2 separate regions of the Homo sapiens genome follow, and region 2 is linked to region 1. Evidence: chromatin loops called from intact Hi-C (ENCODE). Cell type or tissue: Caco-2. All regions are shown on one strand. Each heading gives the region's core, and the rest is flanking DNA. Links, peaks and the distances in the headings are about the cores only.

Evidence for each region. Peaks named below come from ENCODE experiments on the same cell type or tissue, not always from the same donor. Only the 100,000 strongest peaks of a DNase experiment are listed, where the experiment ranks them.
Region 2: it touches region 1 in a loop (10-fold over the local background); 1 of 110 quality-filtered maps calls a loop at or near these places.

Annotation. Positions count from the first base shown.
Region 1 is chr10:109,198,385-109,201,669 of GRCh38, forward strand. No RefSeq gene overlaps it. Among named protein-coding and RNA genes, the nearest start is that of LINC02661, 490 kb to the left of the region's middle. In Caco-2, for the core only: no CTCF peak of the experiment used is centred there; a DNase peak (open chromatin) is centred at 1,517.
Region 2 is chr10:109,305,322-109,308,606 of GRCh38, forward strand. No RefSeq gene overlaps it. Among named protein-coding and RNA genes, the nearest start is that of LINC02661, 600 kb to the left of the region's middle. In Caco-2, for the core only: no CTCF peak of the experiment used is centred there; a DNase peak (open chromatin) is centred at 1,990.

The sequences.
Region 1 (3,285 bases), core at 539-3,038:
AATAAAGGGATGGAGGTATATTTCCCCAGCAAATAGAAAGAAAAAATAAAAAAGCAGGGGTCACAATCCTAGTCTCTGACAAAACAGACTTTAAACCAACAAAGATCAAAAGAGACAAAGAAGAACATTACATAATGGTAAAAGGATCAATGCGGCAAGAATAGCTAATTATCCTAAATATATACGCACCCAATACCGGAACACCCAGATTCATAAAGGAAGTTCTTAGAGACCTACAAAGAGACTTAGTCTCCACCTATTTTAATGAAATCTTCTATTCAGAGAACAGGCATAATTAAAGTTATTATCAGTCTAATACCAATTTATTTATCTTGTCTTGAATACAGTATGACATCATTAAAAAAGGACTTGGAGGTACACAGACAAGAGATGTAATTTCAGCTCTTCTATATTCAGGATATCTGGCCTTGAACAAATCATTGAACAGCTTCAAGTCTTCATTTTCTTTCTATTAAATGGAGAGGATGGGTAGTAATACTTGTTTTGAGGTGTTGTGGGGAATAAGCTAATACGTGTAAAGTGTTGTCACAGTGTTTGGGACAGAAACATTTAAAATGTTAATAGCTACAATTAAGAACTCTCTATGACCCAAGTACTTTCGTATCAAATGACTTCCATATATTATCTCCTTTTATCAAAATCCTATGAGGTAGAAGATATTATGATCCTCATTTCACAGATGGAAAATCAAGACACACTGGGATTAAGTGATTTGCCTACACATTACATGGGCAGAAAGCAGAAGTGTGGGGATAGAAACTCTAATCTGATCCCAGAAGTAGAAGATATAAACACAAGTGTTTATGTGCTCCATATGCCACTATGCTAGCTCCATCACCCTTGGATTCCAGAAAAACATACTTGTCTTGAATTTTGCTCCAAAATAGATTGTATTATAGGAGGACTCCAATATATCACCTATTCCCCAAACTGTTGAACACAACATGTTCAACTTCACCTGATTGTTCTTTCTAAATCATTCCTCTCTGCCCTTTAGCATCTTTTCCAGAAAGGAGGGTACTCAGAGAGCTCTTTTTCTCACCAATTTTTGTTTACCATCCTTTTCCCAAAACCACACATATTTGGTATCTTTACCCAAAAGGGTTGCCCTCTGGCCTGGTTCATTATTTTGCTTCCTCCTTTCTCAGTCACTCCCTATAGCGTTTGGTGACAACTTCCAGGTACAGGAATTCTCTGAAATAAAGCCATGGTTTCAGGAGAGGTTTGTAGGGTCTCTAGTTCTACCCAAGCAAAGTAGCTTCTGTTTCTAAATTCAGCCTCCCAGTGCTCATGAAGCAGGAAAAATAACACTGTAAAATTTAGTATGGTGGCTATAGTGATAATCACAGGTATAGTCTTACATCAGTTTCAAACAAAAGGGGATAAGCAGGAGGCCTGAGGCATTTTTCAGACAAGAAGCCAAAGAACACACAAACCAGAGAGCTGTAGATATCTAAAACTGTAGTTCTGCTTGTCTGCATGAGGCAAATATTTGAATAATGATCGCTGGATGGAAAGTCTACACACACATGCGCACACATCACAAAGTCAAAAAAAAGTTGAAAATGCTCAATAAGCTCTGCCGAGCAGTTAGAAGGAGACACTGGATTTTAAAAAAAGAAAAGACAGTCCACTCTGGTACACAGTGTAAATACAGGTGTTCTCAAAGGGCCCCATATTTCTTTGAAGCTTCACACAGCAAAGAAATTTTTCCACAGATAGTTCAAACACAGCTAAAACCAAAAACAAAAGTGAAGAACAAAGAGGAAGGATGGGCTGACAGAGGGTTACAGTTCCAAACTGAAGAATAGTCCTAAATATACAATTCATTAAGCTCTTACTAGGTATCAGCCACTCTTTGACGCTCTGTTCATAATCTTAAAACAACTCTCCAAGAAAGGAATTATTATCAACTTCACAGAGCTTAAAAAATTGAAGTACATGTCTATCCTGCTTTGCAAAGAAAAAAGTAAAAAAAAAATAAATAAAAAGTTAAGATTTTAAAAAATGAAAATTGTGGTACAAACTACTACCTACAAATTATTTCTCATCACAGGATTCAAACCCAGATCTACATAATTTCAAGCCCTCTTTCTTAAGCACTCTTCTGTTCTCGTAAGAAACAGCCTTTACAGCTCCTGCTTCATGGTTGGAATTACTGCCTCAGCTCCACCAGCTCTTGTGGGGAGAAATGAGAAATGAGGGTTCCCATACCAGAAAGAGGCAGCCATACTTAGCAATCTAGAAAACAAGAATGGTCCAATCTGTTGTTTTCAGACACTTTGCTCTTTATAGCCACATAATGTTCAGCTACCATGATCTGTTCAATTCTTTCTGTGCCAGAAATGGGAATTCATTGAAATATGCAATTGAACTTTATTTCTCCCTGTCCCATCAACACACCCTGAATCCTAAAGTAATAAAGTGAAATCTCATGTTAAGTAGGCTTCAGAGTATATGAAAACGTCTGCCTTGGCAAAAGAATCTAACTACAACAAGCACATAAAGAGACAGTTTGTTAGGATGTTAAATTTCCTCCTAGACTATGTTGGAGAACCATGCATGATTACTTGGGGATTTTTGGCATCGTTGGCAAATGTGGAAAGAAGGTTTGTTGCTTGGTTATATATAGAGTGATCATACAATTCATCCAAATTGGAACTCTCTTAAGAAAAGAGAATGCCAATTGGACTACTTGTGGGTTAAACAGGCATTAACTTGGCATTTCCTGGAAAAGCTAGGAATTTTGATCTTGCTGGTTTTTTGTAACTTTACCTCCAAGGAAGGATGAAGAGTTTTAAGCCAAATGAAAAACTTTAGATGCCACCTTGCAAGTTTATTTACAACCCAGGTTGACACTTGGTTTGCTCAAAAGAAGATGATAGCTTGCTCAAATTTGGAGCAAAATCAAATAGAAAAAAAATTCATTGCCATTGACTCCAATTCTTTCAACTCTGCATAGGTGAGACATATATAAAATTCTTTTCTGTACTTATCTGTTCCAAAATTAATAAGGTTTTTTAAAAATTAAAACAGTATTATCCTCTCTCCCCACAACTATGTATAGGAGCCTTACATGATTTTTTCTAAAAATAAGGGTCTTAAAAACAAGTTTAAAAAAAGAAAGTTTTCTTAAAATCAAGGAAGCCAGAGGCCATTATCCTTAGCAAATTAACACAGGAATAGAAAACCAAATACCGCATGTTCTCACTTATAAATGGGAGCTAAATGACGAGAATGCATAGAGGGGAACAGCAGACACTG
Region 2 (3,285 bases), core at 560-3,059, 110 kb after region 1:
ATAATAATAATCCCATTAAAAAGTGGGCAAAGGACATGAATAAACATTTCTCAAAAGGAGACATACGAATGGCCAGAACAAAAGGTATGTGGAAAAAAAAAATGCTCAACATCACTAATCATCAGGGAAATGCAAATCAAAACCACAATGAGATATCATCTTACACCAATTAGAATGGTTATTATTAAAAATTCAAGAATAACCGATGCAGACAAGGATGCAGAGAAAAGGGAACTCATACATTTTTATTAAGAATGTAAATTAGTACAGCCACTCTAATTAGCAGCAGTTACAAGTAGATTTTTAAAGGAAAAGAAGATGAAATTCCTAAGTTGTTTACCAAGAATTTACATTAAAATAACATAAGATATTGATTGGCTATACATTGTTTTTTGTATCACAAATTCCAAGAACATGAAGGTAATGAGTGAGACAGCTAATGAGGAACAAAATGTCTTTAACAATTATCCGCAGGCATGGATATGGGGGAGCAGGTTTGGGGAACATGACCTATGTCTACATACTGCACATAGTTCAGACTGGTCTGAGCTATTTTTCTTTTCTAAATCCAAAGGAAAAGAAATCAATATCAAAGGGATACCTGCATCCCTATGTTAATTGCAGCATTATTCACACTAACAAAGATATGGAATCAACCTAATTGTCTATCATGGATGAATGGATAAAGAAAATATGGCATAGGCACGCAATGGGATACTATTTTGGCCTTAAAAAAGATTGAAATCTGTCATTTGCAGCAACCTAGTTGGAAGTGAAAGTCATTATTTAAGTGAAATAAGCCAGGCACAGAAAGACAAATATTGCATTGTTCTCACTTATATTTGGGAGCTAAAAAATGCTGATCTCATGAGAGGGTAGAATAATAGATATGTTTATGAAAAGAGTCAAACTCCGTAAAATATTTGAAGAGATTTATTTTGAGCCAAATATGAGTGACCATGGCCTGTGACACAGCCCTCAGGAGGTCCTGAGAACATGTGCCCAAGGTGGTTGGGGTACAGCTTAGTTATATATATATATATATATTTTTTTTAAATACATTTAAGAAATACATTGTTGGTTCAGAAACGCAGAACAACTCAAAGTGGGGGCTTCCAGGCGATAGGTAAATTTAAACATTTTCTGGTTGACAATTTGTTGAGTTTATCTGAAGACCCAGGATAAATGGAAAGGAATGTTTAAGTCAAGGTAAAGCGCTGTGGAGACCAAGTTTTACCGTGCAGAGGAGTCTCTCAGATAGCAGGTTTCAGAGAGAGAGATCAGGTTGTAAAATGTTTCTTATCAGACCTGAAAAGGGTACCTGGCTCTTAGTCGATTATCTACTGAATCTGCAAAGAAAGGAAGGAAAACAAAGGGGAAAGGGCATTTTCTATACAACGTGAATTTTCCCACAAGAGACTATGCAGGGCAATTTCAAGGTACGGCAAGGAAATACATTTTGAGTTTAAATATTTTTTCCTTGTCTCATAATGTTATGCCAGAGTCGGACTGAAAAGTAAGTCATGATATGCAGGGTCAAATAAGACTCATCTGATGAGAATTTATGGTTTGTAGTGCATGACTCCCTAGACCCCTTAGATAGGAATTTGAACAAGACAAAAATTAAGAGCTTAGTCCTCAGATACCAGAGGCTGTAAAGAGTGGTGAGGGAAGGAGGATAAGGAAATTTGGTTAATTGTTGTGCCCAGGAGTGTTAGAGAAAACGCCACACTTTGAGATGAATTAAGAGTCCTTTATTAGCCGGTGACCAAGAGACGGCTAACGCTCAAAATTCTCTCAGCCCCGAGGAAGGGGCTTGATTAACTTTTATATCTTGGTTTAGGAAGGGGAGTGGGGGTTTAGTTAAAACAATTTTACAGAAGTTAAGTAGTCAAAAAGTTAAAAGGATAAATGGTTACAGGAAAGTAAACAGTTCCAGGTGCAGGGGCTTTAAGACTATTACAGGGTGATAGATGCGGGGCTTTGGGCGTTATCAATCAGACGAATTCTTGGGGACTGTGGATATAGCTTGCCACAGTATCTTATCAGTTAATTGCATTCTTGGATGTGCTGGGAATCAGCTTGCACAAGTTAAGTCCTTGAGGAAGGGGCTGCCAGTGAAAGAGCCAAGATGGAGTTTGTCTGGTTCTCTTAGCTAAGGGAGAAGCTAAGGCCAGGTGAATAAGGAATAAACAAGGTTGGGCATTACATAATCAGTACAAACATACAGTTAGATAGAAGGAATAAGTTCTAATGTTTAATACAGAGTACAGTGACTATAGTTAAAAAAAAATGTATTGTGTATTTCAAACCAGGGAGAAGACAGGACTTGAAATGTTACCAACACATAGAAATAATAAATACCCAAGGTAACAGATAACTTAAATACTCTTACTTGATTATTACATAGTCTATGCATTTAACAAAATATCACATATACCCCATAAATATGTAGAAATATTATGTATCAATCATTTTAGTTTAAACTTTTTAAATGGGGTAAAATATGTCTCTTATTTTCTCATGCTTCTCGATTTAATGAACATTTTTGTTGCTTGGCCACACACCAACGAACTTACCAAAATGTTTCTTCTAAATCAATACAGTGCTCTGTGTAAGAGAAACTCTCATGGATGCAATTATCTACACCATTGCACTATTAGGCATGTGTAATATTTTCTTAGCTATTATAGATCAGGAGAACTTTGAAAACCCACAGGGTTAAGTGCAGAGGAAACCAGTCTGGTGAATAAAAAGGTGTGGGTTTGCATACTGGCTCTAATGTGTATAAAGTGCCCAGCACCTAATACTGTAGGAGCTCTGTGCATGCTAACCTGCTAAATTCTTCTCTCTTTGTGTTTAGCACTTACCGAACTGCTTGCTCTTGCCGAGGTGTAATAACTCTTAATGGAAAAATGGTGATGCGCCAGGAGTCACAGCAAATTTCTCCACTCTAGTTAAAAACGAAACCAGTCTCTTCTTCATGCTGTGGCTCCAACTGGCCCCTGCACAATGTCCTATTCTTTTAGCCCCTGTTCCATCCTTTCTCCTGGCTTGGATAGTATTGATATGCTTTTTTTCAATATAATACATATTTGGCCTTTCCTAACAGCTATGATTCATAGATCTCAGTGAGGGCATAAAATGAAAAAAAGTATGAGAATTTTGAAGGAAAAAAAATAGAAGCAGTAACTGAGAGAACAACTTCGTGGAAAAAGTAGCTTTTTAAATTAAAAAAAAAAAATAAGGATACCCTCAAGTATTACTATCCTAGCCCAGCATCTA